2 separate regions of the Homo sapiens genome follow, and region 1 is linked to region 2. The links are chromatin loops, found by intact Hi-C in ENCODE. Cell type or tissue: gastrocnemius medialis. All regions are shown on one strand. Each heading gives the region's core, and the rest is flanking DNA. Links, peaks and the distances in the headings are about the cores only. Region 1 overlaps IGSF11 (immunoglobulin superfamily member 11). Region 2 overlaps IGSF11 (immunoglobulin superfamily member 11).

The links. Peaks named below come from ENCODE experiments on the same cell type or tissue, not always from the same donor. Only the 100,000 strongest peaks of a DNase experiment are listed, where the experiment ranks them.
Region 1: a loop joins it to region 2, with 3 times the contacts of the local background. A loop is called at or near these places in 1 of 110 quality-filtered maps.

What each region holds. Positions count from the first base shown.
Region 1 is chr3:119,014,089-119,025,810 of GRCh38, forward strand. The region is part of intron 1 of IGSF11 (immunoglobulin superfamily member 11); the gene reads right to left. Among named protein-coding and RNA genes, the nearest start is that of IGSF11, 15 kb to the right of the region's middle. RefSeq lists silencers at 11,161-11,361, 11,401-11,601. In gastrocnemius medialis, for the core only: no CTCF peak of the experiment used is centred there; a DNase peak (open chromatin) is centred at 4,780; H3K27ac peaks cover 853 bases.
Region 2 is chr3:118,931,326-118,943,047 of GRCh38, forward strand. The region is part of intron 1 of IGSF11 (immunoglobulin superfamily member 11); the gene reads right to left. Among named protein-coding and RNA genes, the nearest start is that of IGSF11-AS1, 5.9 kb to the right of the region's middle. In gastrocnemius medialis, for the core only: no CTCF peak of the experiment used is centred there; DNase peaks (open chromatin) are centred at 1,696 and 2,036; H3K4me3 peaks cover 1,127 bases; H3K27ac peaks cover 3,710 bases.

The DNA of each region.
Region 1 (11,722 bases), core at 3,167-7,166, 86 kb after region 2:
CGTTAGCACTGCCTGGCATGTGCTACACCACCCCCTCGGGTAATTTACATTTTTTTAAAGCATGTATTTCTAAATTTAGGAAGTTAGGATAATCAGGGTGGAAAAGCCCATCTGTTTGACGTTCACTCCAGCTGCTGCAGATTCTGAAATGAAATTTGAGTATTTTCTTCTGTTACATCTTACCCAGTCTGGAATACAATGGCATGACAGAGGCATAAAAAGGTAGCTACAGGCAATGTATCCAATACATATTTTACTCTATCACACAACATCCCCATTGTACCTAAACAACCCTGCCACAATTACACAAGCACATATACTATTTATACATAGTGCATAAATATATCTGTGTACATTCATGGGACATACACATTTTTCTTGTGTAGTATTTTATTGAGATGGAAAGACAGAGACAGAAAGGCCCCAAGAAGAGATGATTTTTGACCCTAAAGAAGTTAAAATTAGTTTGAATAAGACAGAAAAAGTAACTGAAATATTGCTTAGTTTTATTATTTCACTCATGTTATTGGAAGGAGCATCAACATGGATTCTGGCCTAAACTTTGCCACTTACATGCTGTGTGGTTTTAAAAAGATCACTTTACCTCTCTAGATTTTTTTATTAAATGACATGCAAGGATAGAAGCAGGAGGAAAGAGTTGAGTATAGAGGAGAACCCAGAAGACTGAAAGTATCTTCCAGATCTACAATTCCAGGGCTGTATGACAGCTACATAAAATTTCACAAGGAAGCCACTGTAAGCGGAAGAAATCTTCACCTTCTGGCTTGGAATTATCAACATTAAACCTTCAGAAGCAAATCAGTAAATACCTATACACCTTTTTATGTATCTAAAAAGTGTATGAGTCATATACAGTATGCTAAATGTCTTTTTAGCAGTACTAAAACAACTTGGAAGTATTTTTAAAATAAACAGTTCAAACAGAACAATTTTACTTTTCTGAAGTATACAAATAAGAGACAGACATTATCTAGGATGATGTTTATTACTGCAAACAAACATCACATGTAATTGTTGATAAAGCCCCCAAAACGGAAGTATAAAACTATCTCCGGAAATAAGCATTTGCTGGGTCCACACATCTTTCCTAAATACCTTCCCTCTGTAAGGCACTGTGGTATAGGAAACATTGGCCAATGATTGTTTCAGACAAAATTATTAAAGTTTCGTTACTGCTCTTAGCATTTATTTAGAAATGAAAACAATGCTTGTGCAAGATCTACCTTATTTAACGCAATTAACTGCAGGGGTGTCAGAGACAGAGACCCTCCAACCCACTACAACCCTGTCACTTCACTAAGGAATCCGTTATAAACCTGGAGGACACGAACTAAACTGAAAGGTTATAAAAGCTTTAAAAGGTATATTTACCACGACTTAAGGACACCTAAGTACCTAACATAATATTTTTTCTGTATCATGCTATTCTTCACATGCCTCTATTTTAGAGGTAAGTAAACATTTTAAGAGGCAGGAACTTGAGAAAAAACAATTTAGTACTATCTCATTTTTTGCTGCCTTAGATGTTGTTACAAATGTCTTTAGTCTATTTTTGCCTCTGCTATATCTTCAGTACCTAGAACATAGCCTAACACAAAGCAGGCACTAGATAAATATTTACCAAATATGAATAAATGCTAAAAAAAAAAAAACTGTTTTATAATGTTAAGAGCTGGGGGAAAGGAAAAGTTAGAAACTCCTATTCACTAAGCACCTGGTGCCTGACGTCCATCACTTCATCTAGTCTAGCCACTTGGTGCGGGTAGGCATTACCTGTCCCACTTTCCATGAGAGAAAAACGATTCAAAGGTTAAACAATACTCTGACCAACCAGAAGAAAACATGAACCATCTAGTCTAACCACTGAATGGGGGTGCAGGTGCAAAACTCATCTGAAAGAGTGAGGGAGGACATAAAGAGAAAGCCAGTCTGAGTAGACCAGGCAGAAAGGCTGAGCTAGGAAGGTTAGGGATTGAGTAAGAGGCAGCATGGGAAAAGAACAGCCACAAACACAAAGGTGTAACTGGCTGGGCCAGAGCCAGGAAGGAGGCACAAAGGGTGTCACACTGGGCTGTGGGGCACAGAAAAGAAGGGAGAGAGGTGTGGCAGCCCCCAGGAGCGAGGCTGTAAGGGTCCTGGGAGCTGGGAAGCTGGGGAAGCCAGGTGGCATATGGCATGTGTTCAAAGGTTCTCAAAGTAAAAACTGCCCAGAAATATGTCGATTCCAGCAAATAACAGCATGAACATGAATGACAAAGATGATGGTCATTTATGGTAATTTATTATTCATGCTGTCATTCCTAATTCTTTTAAAAAAAATCTTTAGAAATCTAAGAGGAAAAGCCAATTTTCACCAGAAGGAAGAGAACATTGTAAATATAGGATTATTGACTATGCAAGAAAATATTTAGAATGCTGAAGCAAATAGTTCAATGTGTACAGATTATATGCATAACAGAGCTTCAAATGAGTTACCATAGCTACCAAAGGATAATTAATTTTGAGGAAACAAAAGAAAAGACATATCATTAGGGGCAGTTTTCAAAGAGCTGAAATGATAAACGTGGCATCCAAATTTAACCCACGTTACTTCCTAACAGGAACTAGCAACGCTCCTTTCCACACGACTATTTCTAACATTATCTCCCACCCTCCTCCCTCCCCAGTCTTGTGTACCAGGCCACCTCTGTGCTAGTCTAAATCCCACTCAGATCCTGCAAGACTCACTTATAGTTCCTACCTGTTCCATAAAGTGTCTGACTCTGGTTGTACTTCTAACCTGACAATACAATTATCATGTATTGTTTATGAAATAAACATGTATTAAGCACTGGCTAAGAAAGGAAGAAGATTAAACAAATAGATAAGTACATAAATTACAGTAAACAGATATGGGCTAAAGCATGAGCAAAGTTAAATGGACGCAGGACAAAAAAAAAAAAAAAAAAGCCAACTATGGGGCCAACTTCACTTGGGAGGTGATATCCAAGCTGGGTACTAAAGCATAAGCATTATTTTCCAAGCCCAGAAAAAAGAAGAGTAAGCGAAATTGGAAGGTGAAATACAGTCACGTTTCACTTAATGACAGGGATACCTTCTGAGAAATGTATCATTGGTGATTTCATCATTGTGTGAACATCATTGAGTGTACTTACACAAAACTAGATGGTATACAGCCTACTACACATCTGAACTATATGGTGGAGCATCTACACTACAAACCTGTAGAGCATATCACTGTACTGAATAGAGTAGGCAATTATAACATGATGGTAAATATGTGTATCTAAACATATTTAACACAGAAAAGGTACAGAGAATATACGGTGTTATAATCTTATAGGACCACAGTCATTGTATGTGTGGTCCATTGTTAACCAAAACATCATCATGCAGCTCCCAACTGTAACTGTATTTTCCTCTTCTCTGTTTCTTAAACCAGGAAGATGAGTTTTGGAAACCAAAGGAATTGAGCCATGTGATCTTATTTAATCTTTCTGATCATTTTTCTTGTTTATAAAATGAAAACAATGCCAGGTTGTGGTAAAAATTAATTATATGATGCACACTGAAAGACTAGTTAGGCATTCAAAATTTTTTTTTCCCTTTTCTCCTCTAAAATTATAAACTCAGTGGAGGCAAGAACTGAGTTTTTTGTTTGTTTTACTTTTTTTTTTTTTTTTTTTTTTTGAGACAGAGTTTCACTCTTGTTGCCCAGGCTGGAGTGCAATGGTGTGATCTCGGCTCACTGCAACCTCTGCCTCCTGGGTTCAGGCGGTTCTCCTGCCTCAGCCTCCCTAGTACCTGGGATTACAGGTATGCGCCACCATGCCCAACTAATTTTGTATTTTTAGTAGAGATGGGGTTTCTCCATGTTGGTAAGAACTGAGTTTTATACCTCTTTCCTATCACCTACACTGTCTAACCCAAGAGTCGAGCACAATTTCTTATTGACTGGTAATCTCTAAAACAGGATTTTTAATAATTCCCCTTTGAATTTGATAACACATTTATTTGATACAAATTAAAATTGTAAACTCTCATAGCTAGTGCTTTATTACTCAATAGGCACACCAAACAAATAAATAAGGCATCAGCAAGGCAGAGATAGAGGTAAATGAGTGAGAAAGAGAGAGAAGTCCTCTTGAGGATAAAAAACTCAGAACTGTGTTACCTGCTCACCTATACTTTACAGTTTACTGTTTGGAGCTTCATAGTGCTTAAGTTTCTAATGTTTAGGGTTCTAAAGGTCTGTTATAAGATTTGCTCATAACTCCTATAAATGTTTCCCAAATTCTCTAGTTAGGCCCTAGAATGCAGACAAAATCACCACAAAGGTAAATACAGCTTATAAGAGAAAATGTAATCCACTTACTGATCACTTAAGCCTGACACAGTATTAGGCACTTTATTATTTTTACATGTTACATATTATGTTTACCTATTATCTTACTTAATATTCCAGGCTCTTAACTATAGGTACTGGAATTCATTCTGCTCTACAACTGAAACATCTATTTCTTCACTTGGAAATAGGACTAATACTCATCTATCTCACGGGCTTAATGATTAATGAATAAACATACATAAAATGTCTAGGCAATACATGGCACATGGTGGTTACCCAATAATGACAGCTATGCCCTTAATGAAAATTTGACATCCAGACTGGACACTTGTGACACTAAAAGAAGAAATGTGTGAGACTCAGAGAGGCATGCAGAAGTGCTGGCAGCAGCAGAACTGAAGCTCATCAGAGCTGGCACTGAAGGCTGGATGACTTGGCTTGCCATCCTTTGGCACATGTGCCCAGAAACTATTCAACTCCAGTGTTCCAAGCTGTTTAACCACATTCAGTTTACTGTGAGCACCTCAGTATCAGAAAAAGCCTGCCAAATCCAAGTATTTTTAAAAAGCACTTCAAGTGATGAAGCGAATAAAGAGGGTTTTCTTAAAAGAAAGTATCATTTATTGAGATTCAATAAACCATTGCAGTGCAGTTCTTGCAACTGCTTATATATTTGCTGCCCTGTTGGTATATCAGCTTAAGTTAAAAACTAGGACAGAGGTCAAAATTGGTGCATCTGGCCAGATAAGGATCCTTGATTCTGTGGGATTAGCCATACATCCACAGCAAATTTTATCAAAAGGACAGCAATAAGTACATTTACATTCCTTTGTTAATAAATAGGCATATGCAAAGAAACAGAGTCTATTTTCTCTCAAACTGATCTTATCTTACCACTTCTCACTCACACACACCCCCAACTCACTCCCATACTAGATGGGTGGCAGGGGTCAGGAAGATGATTAGATTGGACTGAATTTAGTTATTTCAGGCAGATCCAAGAATTTGCACAGCCTAAGAAACCTCTAGATTTCTCTTTTCAACAGCTCAGAGAAACTCTTGGTCTTTCAGATTTCTTTCCCCTTGTCCTGCTTTACTTCAAGACAGTATCTTCCTGCATGAAGGAGAGAGTGCTCAAATTACCCCCAGCCAGAGAAGGAAAGAGTTGCCCCTATAGCCACACCAAGTTCTCTGGTTTCTTTACCTGCCTCTGCTGGAGAATATCTTGACAGACTAGGCCAGACTGGTAACCAGTAAAATATAAATGCTCCTCCGTGAGGGTATTCTTTCCATTGTTGCTGTTATTGAACAGGAACAGTGGTGGGTGTGTGCAGGTTCCCACCCCTGTACTGTGACCCTGGCCATTTGTCTCTGATTGCTATAGACTGAATGTTTGTATACCCCACAAAATTCCTATGTTGAAACCTGAAACCCAAAGTGGTGATATCTGAAGGCAGAGTCTTTGGGAGATGATTAGGTCGTGATGGTGGAGCTCTCACAAATGAGATTTATGCCATTATAAAAGAAGCCCCAGGGAGCTCTTTGCCCCTTCCACCATGTGAGGACACCACAAGAAGATAGCTGTTCATATGCCAGGAAGCAAGCTCTTGCTAGACACTAAATCTGCAGGCTTAGACTCCCCAGCCTCTAAAACTGTGAGAAATAAATTTCTGTTGTTTATAAGCCACCTAGTCTATTGTATTGTGTTACTACGGCCCAAACAGAGGAAGATGCTGATCTTGAAATCCCTGCACAGACCTCTACATTATAACATAGGCCTCTATCAATCCCCTCACAAGGACACACAGACACTACTAGGTCTCTCATACACTTCAGGAAGTCCTGAGTAACCAGGAGCACTGCCTCAGACTCCACCTGTTTTCTGCCACTGCCTCGATGTCATCACTCTTACACACTCATGCACAGCTGCACAGCATACAGACTCCAAAGAACCACACTCCAAAGAACACATACTACCAGGGAAAATCAAATGGCTTGGTGAGAACAAGAATGAGAATTGAGCAGGAAATAACACTTCACTCACTCCACGAATGTAACACATTACACCATAATGAGCTAAGTTATGTTTGTCTTTTAGAGCAAATCATGTTAGTTTAGTCTAAACTTGAAGACTGGATCATACACATTTGTCATCCTTCTATCCTCAGACGCCTGAAGCATAATAAACCCTCAGTTGTTCCTTTTCTCCTTACAAACTATTGAATACATAAGAATCAAATGTGCCATGCCTCACTGGCTGGGATAAATACCAGGCAGGCAATACACAAGTTTATTAACTATCTGGCTATATCTTCCTCCACATGACATTTTAACTATGATATATCTATACTTCTGCTTCCCCACACAATCCTGACAGTAAGTATTCCACAATTACTTATTTTCTGATTCACATACATCTCCAAACTGTAACTACAGTTATAATTCCAACTGTAGTTATGTAAGTATAAAGTTACTTAAGACCAGATATCATATTGAACATCTCTTTATAACTCACAGTGGTGTATATAGCATAGGTTCTCAACAGTTTGTTAGAAAATGAAATAACATATTTTTAAAAGTTGACGAGACACTCTCCCTAGGGAAAAGAAAAATATCAAGGCATATGACACTGAATTTGGAATAAAATTTCTGTGACCTCCCAAAAACCATCTTTTGGCCACAGGTTAAAATCCCTTATACAATACAAATGTAGGCAGTGGTTATACGATGCAAAGGATTCAACAATGTAAAAAGTCATTTAAAACTAAAATGATTATTTTAAAACAAATTACTATATAATAGAAAAATTAGTATCATGAGATTAAAAAACTTAACCTCAACTCCAGATGATGAAGATTATGTTAATGAAGTAAAAGGATATGACAGTGATAAAGATGATGGTGACAACAGAGGAAGAGGAAAAAGACAACAAAAGGAGGAAAAAATAATGCTTATATAGCATTCATATATAGAATTCTGTTTGGGACCATATGTGTCTTTTGGGAGATGAGTCTTCATGACTTATTTATTAATAAGAGTTTATTGATCACTCACCATATGTAGGCACTGTACTAGACTCTATAGGTAAAACAAAGTGTAAGACCATAACAAAGTGTAAGACCACATCTTATCTACCTAAAAAGGCTAAAAATAAATAAGCCAGCCATCACAAAAAAATAAATTTTTGTCCTTACCCCCGACTCTCATTGCACACAAGACAATGAATTCTAGATGGGCTGTAGGTTGAAATATGAAAGGTAAAACAGTATAGCTTACAGAAGATACCAGGAAATATCTTTATGACATTGAGAAAGGCAAAAAATTTATAGTCAAGACACAAAAAATGCTAGTAAAAGAGAAAAAAATTGCTTAAATGAATCAATTAAGAACTTCTGTTCTTTAAAAGACATCAAAGTGAGAAAGTAAAAAAGCAAGTCATAGAGTAAGAGATTTTACAACACATATAAACAATAATGTGCCAGTACTTCCACAAACATGTTTTTTAAACCCACTGAAACCAAGGGAGTGGGAGGGGACATGGACTCCTTAATTTTAAAAACTGGCAAGAAGCCCAAGTATCCGTCAACAGAGGAGCATATAAAATGTGGTATACTCATACAATGAAAAATTATTCAGCAATAAAAAGAAATGAAGTTCTGGTATATGCTACAACATGAATGAACCTTGAAAAAACATTATGCTAAGTGAAATAAGCCAGACACAAAGGATAAATTTTGTATAATTCTACTTATATGAGGTATCTGGAATAGGTAAATTTATAGAGATAAGAAGTAGATTAGAGGTTACCAGGGGTTAAGTGGAAACGGGGAGGTATTGCCTAATAGTTATAGATTTTGTTTAGGGTAATGTAAAAGTGTTGGAAATAGCGGTGATAGCTGCACAACACTGTGAATGTACTTAATGCCACCAAATCATATACTTAAAATGGTTAAAATGGTAAATGTTATGTTATATATATTTTACCACAATTTTTAAAATAATGTAAAATACCAAAAATGATTGGACTGTATACTTTAAACGGGTGAACCATATGGTTTGTGAATTATATCTCAATAAAGTTGTTTTAAGAACTGGCAAATGACTTGAATAGAAAATTTGTAAAAGACAATACCTAAATGCTAGTAAAAAGGGGAAAAGGTGCGTAACCTCATTAGTAATCAGGGAAGTACAAAACACCTACATACATACACACACAGACACAATGAGATGCCATTATGCACCTATCAGAATGGCTGAAGTAATAAAATAGATTGACAATACCTAGTGTTCACTGACAAGGATGTAAAGGAAATGAAACTCTCATACACTGCTAGTGGGAGAAAGATCAGCACAGCCACTTCAGAAAATGGGCCATACCTACTAAAGTTAAATATATGCAATTTGTTTCATAGGGATATACCCAACAGAAATGCATTCTGATATGCATCAAAAGACACACACAAGAACATTTGCAGCAGCATTATTCATTGTAGGCCAAAACTAGAAAAAAAAAAATGTCTTTGGCTGAGCACGGTGGCTCATGCCTGTAACCCCCGCACTTTGGGAGGTTGAGGCAGGAGGATCACCTGATGTCAGGAGTATGAGACCAGCCTGGCCAACATGGCGAAACCCTGTCTCTACTAAAAATACATAAATCAGCCAGGCGTTGTGGCTGATGCCTGTAATCCCAGCTACTCGGAAGGCTGAGGCAAGGAGAATTGCTTGAATCTGGGAGGCGGAGGTTGCAGTGAGCCAAGATCGCACCACTGCACTCCAGCCTGGGCGACAGAGCGAGACTCCGTCTCAAAAAAAAAAAAAAAAAAAAAAAAAAAAAAAATGTGGTGAGGAAAGAAAGGATAGTAAGAAGATCACGAAGATGAAATAACTCCAAAAATTCAATGCTTTTCAAGATGTTAAAAAAAATAACTATTTTTGCCTACAAATGGACTATGGGATCATGCACTTTTACAGCATAGTGCTGCTACAATTGACATAGTTCCTAAAGTCTGGACAATATCAGAAGCCTGAACCAGATACAAAATCAGCCTGCCAGAGATTTAAAAACACATATGCACATGTACGCACCCCCCACACCCAGTTTACACATATGTAAACTGCCACATATAAAATTAGATACATCTAAGTGCATTTGTCTAATTAACATACATGAAGTAGAAGAAAAAGTAAAGTTTTGTGAAGTTTAACCTAAACATGAACATGAATTAGTTCACTTGCCACAGTTGGGATAAATACAATGAAAAGGACTAGGAGAATGGACTTCACTACTCTCCACTCAAGTCGAAGAAAAAGCTAACATGCCGACCCCCACTATGTCAAGAGAATCTGAGCTGAGAACTCAAAAGGAAGTGCTGAAGACTGCAAATTATTTTTGTGTTCATGGTCTTCATCATCATCAGTTTATAGAATATTTGTTAGACACTGAAGGAGTAAGCAGATTTGATTTATTTTAATGCAGGCAGATGGCTTGGTCATGGAAATTGTGAAGAGATTTACCGAGCAGCTTCATCAGATCAAGGACATTATGGAATTAAAGGGCTCTAAGAGACCTTACTTGTCCAGCTCCCTGTAGCTCACAACATTATACTTTCTTATTAATGAGAAAGATAACTCCCTAAATTCAAAATAACTGTGGTGGGAGTAAGGGGTTGGGAGGATAAGAGCACAATTAATTTGTTCAAAGAAATGCAAATGTTAAGACCGAGAATGAATACACATATTAATCAACAAGCAACTAAAACTTGTCCTGTTCTGAGGACAACGAAATCACAAATTAGAAAGCATCAAAAGTCACAATTTCAGAAAATATTCTCACGAAAATGAATCATGTTTAAATTTCTTTTACTATTAATATGTTGGAATACAAAATTCAAGAACCATCTCTTATCGGTAGGTTGTTTCAGGAAAAATTTAATGACCTGAAAACAGATTCTACTTACCAAGATAAAATACTAGGCAGTGAGTTTATGAATCTCAGAATTATTTAAGTTTTGTCAATGTAACTAATTCTATCCATTTTAGAGACCACCTGGCTTTGTGCAAAAACAACCTCTCTCTTGAAAATGCAAAAAAAGAACAGCTAGGCAACACTATTGATGATATAATCAACGATATAAAATCAAAATTAAGATGTGCCCTAACCATACTCCTCCATAGCTTTCAGTTTAAGTATCACTATATCCCTGCCTAAAACTTGCTTTTTTTTTAAGCTCACAAGCTTGTCCCTTTTAATCAATAATAACACTAGTAAAATGTCTATATTTATCACATAACCTAGTATAGTTAAAATTTAGACAACTATGCTTGGCTTAGACAAAGAAAGCTCATTATCAGAGAAAAGCAGAGAAAGATCATAAAAATCAAGTTAAAGGATTAGAATACAGTGATTGAGGTAAAAAGAAGATATTGTCATACTTACAGCCTGCTTTGAACTGACCCCTTCCTGACACATACAAGATTTGTCCGTGATACAAAGGATTGAAGAGAAAAAATAGGTATGTACACAGCCTAAGTCAAAGTAAGTAGCAATCAATTTTAAAATAAATTTTAAAAATAAGACTATATTCGAATGACATTTTGTAATCTTTCTACAACAGATGGAGATAGTTTTAATTCTGAGGATAGAAATTACTATAACATTTTATTATATTGGGAGGGGGAGAGAGAGAGGAAAGTCAAGTAACTATTTTAGGAAAAGTTTTACAAACATGTTAAAACCAGCCACATAATTTCTCCACTTTATCTTACTACGAATATTTTCAATACTGGAAACCATGTCAAAGAATCACAAGATTATAGAACTGGAAAAGAACAAGAGATTACCTAGTCTAATTCCCTCATTTTGCAAATGAAAGCAGGCCTGGAGAATTACATGATATGCCCTAGGCCACAGCTCCAGTGGCACACCCTAAATAGACTCATCTCCTGACTTAAAAATTGGGACTGATCAATCCTTGTAACAGTAACTGCCACTAACTGAGCACTTGCTGTATGTCAGGCACTATGCTAGACACTTTACAGATAACAGTTTTCATTTAATTTAGTACTTCTCAACACAGTAAGAAGGCCATCTCCATTTCACAAGAAAAACTCAAGCTCAGGACATTAAATAACATTCTCAAAGTCATAGGACAAAGAAATGATGAGTCATAATTTAAAGCCAGTATGTTTGACTATACAAAGCCCATGAACTCTGACATGGGCTTTGTATAGTCAGACATACTGGGTTTGAATTACGACAATGCTTTTTTTCTCTCCCCGGATGTTAAATGTGTACATCCAAACAATTGCACTTTGGGCAAGCTAGACCACAGAAATATCTATACAAATGTATAG
Region 2 (11,722 bases), core at 29-4,028:
GTATGTCCACACAACGACTTGTCCATGAATGTTCATAACAGCATTATTTATATCATGTCCTGAAAAGGAAATAATACAAATATCCATCAACTGGTGAATGGACAAACAAAATGTGATCTATCCATACAACAGAATACTGTTCAGAAACAAAAACCATCAAAGTACTGATACATCTTACAACATGCACGAGCCTCCCAAAACATATTTCTCAAAGAAGCCAGATGCAAAACACTGCATTCCACACATATAAAATGTCTAGAAAAGGCAAATCTATAGAGACAGAAAATAGATTAGTACCACCCGGGGATACACAGGCATAGGGACTTGTAAATAGACTTACTGGGACTTTTTAGTGATGGAAAACTAGGTTCCTGTGATGGTTGTACAACTCTGCAAGCTTAAAAGTCACTGATTTTTTTTTTTTTTTTGAGACAGTCTCGCTCTGTTGCCAGGCTGGAGTGCAGTGGCACAATCTTGGCTCACTGCAAGCTCTGCCTCCCAGGTTCATGCCATTCTCCTGCCTCAGCCTCCCAAGTAGATGGGACTACAGGCGCCCGCCACCATGCCCAGCTAATTTTTTTGTATTTTTAGTAGAGACGGGGTTTCACCGTGTTAGCCAGGGTGATCTCGATCTCCTGACCTCGTGATCTGGCCACCTTGGCCTCCCAAAGTGGTGGGATTACAGGCGTGAGCCACCGCACCTGGCCAAAAGTCACTGAATTTTATACTTCAAAGGAGTAATTTTATGGAATATAAATTATATGTCAACAACACTTAAAATTCTAAAAAAGAAAACTGATTCACCAGAGCCAACTCATGGGAAGTCAAAATAACTGTTTTCTCTTCTGCAAAGGCTCCTCCCTGGGATGATGAAACAGTATGGAAATAACAGTAGATCAAAATAGGCCATGGAGACCCTACAAAGAAGTTATTTTAGATCATGAAAAATACATTCAGTCTATGACAGTATCTCAAACTGTTTTACTTTGAAGTGATAGTATCTCAATTCTCTCAAAAAAGTAACAGAATAACATACTGTTATGATTACAATTAGTTTAAAAAATAAACATGCATAACACCTTCCCTGTACAGAACGTCATGTTCTTCACGTATAGTCTGATGATGTTCTCAGGAGTTAAATTTGCAGAATAAAATGTTTCATAAACTGTCTGTGATAGAACATAAAGCATTTGATGACATCAGGAAAAGTTTCTAAGATAAATAACATTAGGGGAAGTCTCTAAATTTTAAAAAAGAAGTTGAAAGAACCTCAACAATTAGTGACAGAAAGGGAAGGTTACTTGATCATGGAGCAGGCAATGAACAGAATGAGCTACCTCATAAGGTAGAAATGGGTTAGAGAATGTATTTGTTATAGTGATATGATAAATTTAAAATAAATGCTGATAGAGATGTTTTTAAGAATAAGTGTGGAAGCCAAACTGGTGCCGAACCTCCATCACTGCCTTCTTGAGACAATACTTCAAGGAAGAGGTAAAGGAAATATAATGCCAACTTAAACTACACGGGATTGTAAGTACCCTCCACCAGCAATTCACTAATTTCAAGCTTAACTCAAACAATCTTTGATACAAATTTTTTAAAATGACCAATATGAACTAAGAATGAAAGAGAAAGAGAAAGCAACCGCAACAGGGTGAGCAGAGGACAAGGAGCTGTGTGGGACAGGGCTGGAAGCCAGGAAGGCAACAGGACGGTTGGCACAGAGCAAGCCTCTGGGGCAGCAGAAGTTGTGAAAGGCCAACTTCACTTACTTCATGTTTTTACATAAGGTCAATCCTAAAATCTCACATTCTGAAATATCTGAAGAAGAAATATTCTAGATGAGCTGCTTTCAGAACTTGCAAAGGTGTAGGTTTGAAACTGTACAAATCGGGTTTAAAATGTGGTACTTTCATCTATTTAGCTGCATGTCCCCAAACAAGTAACTTAATCTCTGAGTCTGTTGCTTCATCTGTAAAACAGAGCTAAATATTATCATCACATCATACAAGGGGTATGATGAGGGCAGTACCAGACGCTGAGGATGACTACCACCACCACTACTATTGCTAGCTAATATTTAGGTCACACTGACTACACCAAGTCCACATTAAGCTCTCTCTACATATAACATGTATTTTTTATATATATATATATATATACACACACACACACATATGTATACACAAACTCATTTAATCCTATAAGGTACTTACTGACATTATTTTCATTTTACAGAAGAATAGAAAAACAGAGAATTAAAAATACAGCTCAAGGTCGCACAGTCGCAAAGCTAGGAAGTGGTAAGGTCTGGCTTCAAACCCAGGCGGTTAGTCTATAAGGAACACACACTTACTACTACACATAACTCAACACACAGAAATCATTCCATATGTGTTTGCTGTTATTATTATCACTACAATATTATATGATGACAAACTTTAAAACTAGAATGGACTTTTACGTAAAGGAGTTAGAAACTCCTTCTACTTCCTGCTTCTCAATCTGCGAATCAGTTTCAGTCCGCCTCACCCTCATCTCCCTCTCTCCTGTCAGTTTAGAGGAGTTTATCTAGGACCAACCCTGTACGTGAGCTTCAAATACCATCTGCTTGGCCCCCTTAGTGACCTTATCATAGACTTCCCCCTCCCATAACTTCAACCCCTTTCTCTGCACTGGAGACTTCCTGATAGCATTTAAACATCCTCAAGTATTTAAACTGAAAACAAAATTCCTACTTCCCTACACCCCACAGTCCTCACCAGGGAGGCCCTAGCTCTCTGATACTTCACGTTAATCTTTTTGAAAGCACTCTCTATAGTCTCTCCACAGAATCTATTCCTGCTCCATAGTCTTCAATCTACTTCTGCCCCAATCATTTCTTAAAAACAATTTTCCCTAGGCTTCCCAGATACCTCCTTGTGGCTGTATGACACTTGTAATCATTCTTGGACTCTGGTAAACATCTGACAGAGATGACCCTTCCCTCTTCCTTAAAACACACCTTTCCCTTAGCTTCAGTGATGTTAATATAATTCACTTCTGGTTTTCCTCCCAACTCTCTGGACACTTCTCACTTCCTCTTGCTGTTTTACCCTTTTCCACATGGATACTGAATGTTGGTATTTCTGAAAGTACTGCCTTGATGCCTTATTCTAAACTATCTCCCTACAGAATTTCACTTACCATCATGAATTCAATTCTCATATAAATGCTAATGGCTTTCAAATTTATATCTCTACTCAAAACCTCTCCTCTTATATCCAATTGCCTCCTAGACTTCACCATGTGGCTACCTCAAAGGCACCTCAAAAGTGTGCTTGTCCAAGATCAAACTATTCCTTTGCATGCCCACCTCCCAAATATACTCTGGCTCCTTCCTGATGTTCCCTATGGTTGTGAATGGCTCGAACAGGGCCAAGCTGGGCAAGCCAGACATTTAGAGACCTTCAAGTCAACTCTGTCATCATCTCCCAAACCCAATCCATGATCAAATCTGGCACATTTTACCAACTAAATTTCTCTTGACTCCTGGAATCTGAGTCTTTGCTCTGTTTTCTGTCTTTCCTCTGTCTGGTTTGCTTTGTTCCAAACCTCAACTTCTTTACTTAGTAACCTACTCATAAACCCCAGCTTCTTTACTTAGTAACCTACTCATCATTTACAATAGCTCAAGTGATACCTTCTCACAAGAAAAGCCCTGACCTCTCAGTCTAGGTCAGAGTCTCACAAAGTAGTGTCAGAACACCACCAAGCTTTTAATCATACCTTGCGATTATATAACAAATCCTCATTAGTATACTGTATGGTCTAAGAAAGCACACCATGGGAACTCAATACATACATGTTGCTAAATTGATCTAATCCAATTACTTCAATTTCCACATGAAATATCAGGGTGTATATACATATATATATGTATATATATATAAATATATACACACACCCTGAGGAAATATCAGGGTGTATATACATATATATATATATATATGTATATACACCCTGAGATATATATATATATACATGTATATACACCCTGAGATATATACACACACACACACACACACATACACACACACATATACATACGTATATACATATACGTATGTATATGTGTGTGTGTACATATATATATCAGATGCCAAAAGAGACTTTTAAGACAAACTGCCCTGAAGAATTTGCACAAGGAAGATGGCTGAAAATTGGTTATATAACTTTGAGGACTACACAAAGGGAATAAATGAGTCAGGGGTGAAAGTCTGTAAAGAGGCTTTGTGGAGAGAACTTTTAAATTAGGGCTGCGGTACACTAAAAGACTCACTCGCTCTATTCCCACCTTGGAGGTGAACACACATGAAAGCTGGTGCAGGGTCTTCTTAGGCCTAACAAGAGGGCTCGCTGATGGGACCTCAGTAGAGGAAAGTTGAAGCCGGATATCTAGACTCCTAGAGGGTATCTCACTGGCCATCAGGGAGTCATACTTATAATTCTGTATATAAATTAAGATTTTCTTATTCTGTTTCATTTTTTAAATTCAAAGTGATCAGAAAAGTTGTATAACCTGCTTTAGTTCTCATCTAGGGAAAGAACTGACTCATGAATGAATTTAAAGGTATGCAGAAGACGAAATTAAGTTACTCTGTGAATGTGTCTCATGGTTCCTCTTTAGTATATTGATAGAACTATGTGTAATAAAAAGTTTCTTAGAGTAATAAAAAGTTTCTTAGAGTAAGAAGGAGGGAAATGGGTGTTTTTTTGCATTTTTGATGCTAAAATTTTTTCTATCCTATTAAAAAAACCAAAAACTCTATTTCCTCTTAAAGGATATTTCCATGTTTGAAATTCTAGGCAAGAATTTAAACTTGAATGCTAAATATTAGGTTAAAAATCCACTTAGGCTGGGTGCAGTGGCTCACACTTGTAATCCCAGCACTTTGGGAGGCTGAGGCAGGCAGATCACTTGAGGTCGGGAGTTCGAGACCAGCCTGGCCAACATGGTGAAACTCCATCTCTACCAAAAATACAAAAATTAGCCAGGCGTGGTGGCAGGTGCCTGTAGTCCCAGCTACTTGGGAGGCTGAGGCAGGAGAGTCGCTTTAACCTGGGAGGTAGAAGTTGCAGTGAGCCAAGATTGCACTACTGCAATCCAACCTGGGCGACAAAGTGAGATTTCATCTCAAAAAAAAAAAAAAAAATTTAAAACATCTTACAATTTGCAATATTTACATGTAAAATGCATAATTTAAGAGCCAAAGTGACAGCATTTTGCACTTGAATCTTTTCTTTGTACTTTCACTTCAGTCAACTCCATGAATTCTGAATGACTCTCAGCAATTACATAAAAAGGATATAAAGTGCATGGTCATATTTCCTCTGAGGAGTTAAAGTCATAAATACAGTTGTCTATAATCTTTCTTTAGACTCCTGTTTCCCAAGATTTAAAGCAGAAAGGCATTCACATTATTTCAAACCTCTTGGTACATGTTAGGGGAAATGAAGCTGGCAACAAAGAATCTTTAAAAATCCTAGGAGGTACCATCCACACTACACAGCCAAGAGAACAGACAATGGACATTTTACTGTGATCTGCCTACTACTAGAGTCAAATGACATGAAATCCCCCCTGCAAACTCATCAGAGATTGAACGTTGGATGTTCACAATGGGGACTGGCCCAAGCAATCCAATGGAGATTTCACAACAGTGTTCTCTGATGACTATGAAGCAAGTGCTCATGTTTCAGGATTAGCCCAACTGCCAGAACACTTCCCTCTGGGAATATAATCAGCAAAGCATCAAAAAGACCTTTATGGCACTTTGGGAGGCCTATGTTATCCTTCTGCCTAAAATGTCAATATCAGTGGTCACAAAATGCTTATTAGTTTATATCATCCCATATGATCTCACAAGTATTTCTCACATAAATACATGTAATACAAATTTATATAACCTATCAAATTAAGTTTTATAGTTTATCAGACTGACATGAGTTCAAAAAATAAAAATTGTACACTATCCTCCTTGTTTTCTGAAGGAAACTAAGGAATACCACAATTCTCTAGTGTTGTAGTAGTTTTTTAAACAAATCATTCTCCCTTCATATTTTAACCAAATTTTAATTAGATGAAATAATCTACCTTTATACTTACCATATAATCTTTTTACAAACTGCCATCTCAACTAAAAAAAAAAGTTTGTGTTAGCTGAAATTCAATTATATTTTGGCCATCTACTCAGTGCTAAGTGAAATGAAGAGTAATAGCTGACTAATTTATCAATATAGATGGCTCTATTACATATTGGTCATCTACATTAATCAATTTACAGGATCACTGCCAAGCTTCTACTTCATTTTATGCCATATCACAATATATTTTATGGTTGGTGTACAACGGCAAGCTACCATAAAATTATATATCTTCATTTTCTGGCTGAAGCATTAAACATTCATTACACAGTCTATGTAACATGTAATAGTCTGGCTGTAATATGTAATTGTATTCTATTTCTATGGTACTACAGTTTCCCTTTAGATATAATTTCAGTGCTTTCTCATTGACTTCTCCCCTTCAACCACAAACATTGCTCAGAGACCATCCCAAGGGCAAAGAGCATGCCTTATACTGAACTAATGCACACTCTTTAGATTATCACTCCTCTTTGTCACTTTCCAAAAGATATCTCTCTCTCTCTCTCATATATATATATATAAAATGTGTGTGTGTGTGTGTGTGTACATATGCATATGTGTATATACATATGTGTGTGTATACATGCTTACTTGATTCCTACATGTCATGGCATATATATTACGTGGGTAGCATTAACTCAGCAGTATCTCCAAAAACTTGGTGTGAACTTTATCAGAATTCTCTTCAGCAAGTTTCCTATTATCACTTCCTCCTGACTTCATATCTGGCTATCAGCTTACGTATTCTACTCCATTTAGGAATCCCCTTTTGGGGGGCATTTAGTAACACCAGGCCTGCATTTCGCATGGCCATTGATTAGTGCTGCCCCTTTAGACAAAGCAGGAGCTTTCCACACTGCCAGGATCCCCACCCACTTCCTGTTATTCCACGATATAACCCACTTTACTCCATCATGTTACCTGTCTGACTCCTGTGGGCATTTATGTTTGCAACCCCTTATTTAAAACTAAGCAAGTAATGTGATTATAATTAGCCATAAAGAACCAAGGCACAAAAGCAGAACCAGGCTTTGCAGTGTTATGATGGACATGCTACTATGATTGCTACCACACTCAAAACTGACTTCAGAGAAAGGAGAAAGAAGCAATTCCTTGAACATGAGTCACTATGGTTTATGACATAGGATCTTATTTACATCCTGGCTACAAGTGATTGTACCAGAAATCAGCATTTCACCAAGGAGAGGCTGGACACCTAATTATGAGGTAACTTATAAGATAATATAGTTTGGGAAAGCAAAGAGTTTGGGAAAGCAGTAGCATGTGAAGAAAGAAGAGTCAAATAACTAAAACAGGCATAGAGAGGGATATTACATAATGATAAAACGGCGTGCTGACTCATCAAGAACCTAACAGTCCTGTGTATGCACCTCACAACAGAGCTTCAAAGTACAAGAAGGAAACACTGACAGAATTAAAAGGAGAAAAAGTGAAAAACCTGCAATTATGGTTGGTGACTGCAACACGTCTCAATCATTAACTTATAGAACAGACAAAAACAGTAAAAACACAGAAGACCTGAACAATGAACTTAACATAAATGAAAACTTTAGGATGTTCTACCTAACACCATAGAATATATATTATTTTAAAGTAGACATGGAACATCCAATAAGGCAGAACATATTCTGGACTATAAAATGAACTTCAGAAATTTTTAAATAATTAAAGTTATACAAAGAACATGAGTTAAACTAAACTCAATAGGAAGAAATCTAGAAAACCATCATGTATTTTTTTTTTTAAATCACTTCGGGCCAGGTGTGGTGGCTCAAGCCTGTAATCCCAGCACTTTGGGACGCCAAGGCAGGTGGATCACCTGAGGTCAGGAGTTCAAGACCAGCCTGGCCAACATGGCGAAACCCCATCTCTACTAAAAATATAAAAATTAGCCGGGTATGGTGGCATATGCCTGTAGTCCCAGCTACTTGGGAGGCTGAGGTAGGAGAATTGCTTGAACCCAGGAGGCAAAGGTTGCAGTGAGCCAAGATCGTGCCACTGCACTCTAGCCTGGGTGACAGAGCAAGACTCCGTCTCAAAAAAAAAAAAATCACTTCTAAATAATTCACAGGTCAAAGAAGAAATCACAAGGAAGATTAGAAAATATTTTTAATTATGTGAGTATGAAAACACAACTTATCAAAATTTATGGGGAAGCAACCAAAGCATTACTTAGAGAAAAGTAACAGCAGCATCTAAATGTGCATATTAGAAAAGAAGAAAGGTTTATAATCAATGACCTAAGTTTCCACCTTAAGAAACTTTTTAAAAATTAATTTAAATTAAATCAAATGCAGGCATACAGAAGCAAAGTATCAAGACAGAGTAGAATTCAATAAAGACAGAAAAACAACAGGGTAAATCAATAAAATCAAAATTTAGTTATCTGAGGTCAATAAAATTTATAAATCTCTAACCAGACTGACAAAGAATAAAGAGAAAAGTCACAAATTATCAATTCAGATATGAAAGAAGAGACATAATTACAGATCCTACAGACATTAAAAGAAGAACAAAGAGATATTATCAGTACCAATAATTCAAACAGCTAACAAATTTAATGGTAAAAGATTTTCCTCCTACAGTAAGGAACAAGGAGAGATGTCTGCTCTTGCCACTTCTATTTAACATGCAGATTGTAGTCACTGCAATAAGGCAAGAATAAGAATTAAAAGACATATAGATTGAAAATTTCAAAGTAAAACTGTATTTATTTGCAGATAACACATCTACATTAAAAATTCTTACAAGTCTACAAAAAACCAACTAATTCTAATAAATGAGTTTAGCAAGGTTTCAGAAATCAAGGCTAATATACAAATAGCAACGATTTTTCTATACAGTAGCAATGAATATTTGGAAATTAAAATTTTAAAATGATACCACTTATAATAGCATCCAAAACATGAAATACTTAGGGATAACCTTCAGAAAATATCTGTAAGATCTGTGCAATGAAAATTACAAAATTTTCCTGAGAGAAATTTAAAGACTTTACTGCCTGGAGAGACAAACTGTGACCATTAGTCAAAAGACTCAATACTGTTAGGAGGTCAAGTCAACCCAAATTTATCTTTAGATTTAATAGAACCCAAATCAAATTTTCAGTGAGCTGTTTTGTATAGACAAATTGCTCCTGAAATGTATGTACAAAAGTGAATATTAGAATAGAATAATTTTCAAGAAAAAAAGTAAGTTATAAAGTAATATAGATAAAGTAGCATTGGAATAAGGACATATAGAGAGTCCAAAAATTGATTCATACATAAATGGGCAATTGATTTCCAACAAAGTTGTCAAAGCCATTCAGGGGGAAAAGTTTACTCTTTTTGAAAAACTGCACTGGGGGAAAAAATAATCTCCATATGCCAAAAAAAAAAAAAAAAACACCTCTACCCTTATTTAATACTTTATATAAAAATTAACTCAAAATAGATAAAAAATTTAAACATATCAATAAAACTATAAAACTTCTGGAAGAAAACACAGGAGAAATTCTCTATGACTCTGGGTTAGAAAAAGCCTTCTGGAATAGGATACAAAATGCATTAACCACTTAAAAATGGGTAAGACCTCATCAAAATTATTGTTTTGATAATAAAACAATAATAAAACAAGGTAAGTTTCTTGTCTTCAAAAGACACTATTAAGAAAATAAAAATACAAGCCATAGGTTGGGAAAAAATATTTTCAAAACACAAGTTCTTGTATTTATAATATCTAAAAACTCTTAAAATTCAACAAAACAAACAGTCCAATTTTTTAAATGCACAAAAGATTTGAACAGACACTTCACTATGCATAGAAAGTATACAAATGAGTAATAACATCCTGAAACGATGCTCCACTTCATTAGTCAACAGGGAACTTAAAACCACATTGAGATAATACAAAACATCAACTAGAATATATTATATTAACACGACAATGCTAAGTGTTGACGAGAATGTAGAACAACTAACTCTCATACATTTCTGAAGGAAATGAAATGTAGTACAGTCATTTGGAAACATTTTCATATTTTATTACAGAATTAAATGTACACTTAACTATACAATCTAGCAATTCCAATTCTAGATATTTATGCAAGACAAGTAAAGATACAGATCTACAGAAAAACCTATATGCAAATGTTCACTGCATCTTTATTTGTAATAGCCAAAATACCAGACACAACTCAAATGCCCATCAACTTGCAAATGGATAAAACAATTGTGACACAGCCATTTAATGAAATATTACTTATGAACAAAAAAAACCTCAAACTTCTGATATATGCAAAATGACTAAATGTTAAAGCTATTGTGCTAAGTGAAATAATCCAGAAACAAATGGCTATATACTGCATGTATCCATTAAAAAAAAATCTACGGAGAAAGCAAAACTATACAGGCAGAAAACAAAGCAGCAGTTGCCAGATGCTGGAGCTGGGACTGAGGGTTAAAGTTTGGCAGAGAATACTACATAGGGCATAAGGGAAGTCCTTGGAGTTACAGAAATAGTGTACATCACGGTTATGGTAGTGAACACAAGACGAGACATTTGTCAAAACATAGCAAACTATATACCTAGACAGAGGGATTTTATTGTATGTAAGTTATACTTTAAAAAAATGTTTTTTTAGAAAAAGGTATGTTGGGAAGCTCACAGAATCATGGAAATGGCTTGAAAAACAAATTAAGGGCTAATCTTCCAGGAAAACATCCATAACTATACTGTAAAACTGGCTTAAGAAAATTGCTGCAACTGTCCCTGTCACCAAACCCCAAATGCCAAAACTTTACTGCAACTACGAATGATGTCCCAGTGCTATATCAGGCACTTAACCCTACAACACTACCATCCTGCAAAGCCATACTCTTATGCTGCTATCTGTGCTAGCAATAGAAGCTCAACATAGAACTTGTTCTGTCACGTTTCTTCTTTCAAGTTTCTTCTTTCAAGTCAGGGCCAGAGACTCTCTATGTGAATCTGACTGAAGGGCCGAAGTCCAAGCTACACAAGAGGCCAGAAATTTAAGTTCTCATTTCTAACACTGGGGAGGTAGACTCATAATGTGGGAATTCCTCCAAATAGAAATACTATTCAAAATATGATTTGTCAGCCATGAATACGACTATGCTGACTACAGCAAGCAACAAATGAAAACAATAACAATTATGTCTTTCTCCTTCTTCTCTCCTACCTCTTCTAAGCCTATCTTTGTCAAGTTGTCTGTGTATTCCTTTATCTTGTCGGCTTTGCAGGGTGAAAAGATGAAACTACTGAAGACCAACAGGCTTCCTGTCTCTTGTGAAGCCTATGCTCACTGAGGAAGCTACAGTGGGGCAGAGGAGGTAGGAGGGGCTGCCTTTGAGCCTGATAAAGGAGAAAAAATACTACTGGGAGGGGAATGGAAGTTGGCCAAGTTCCTTGACAAGAGGAGATGCATGCTCTCCTTTGCTCAGAGGACAAAGGAAATAATGGTGCCTCAAAGAGTATGGCTGTCCTGGAGACTGGAGCTCTGGTC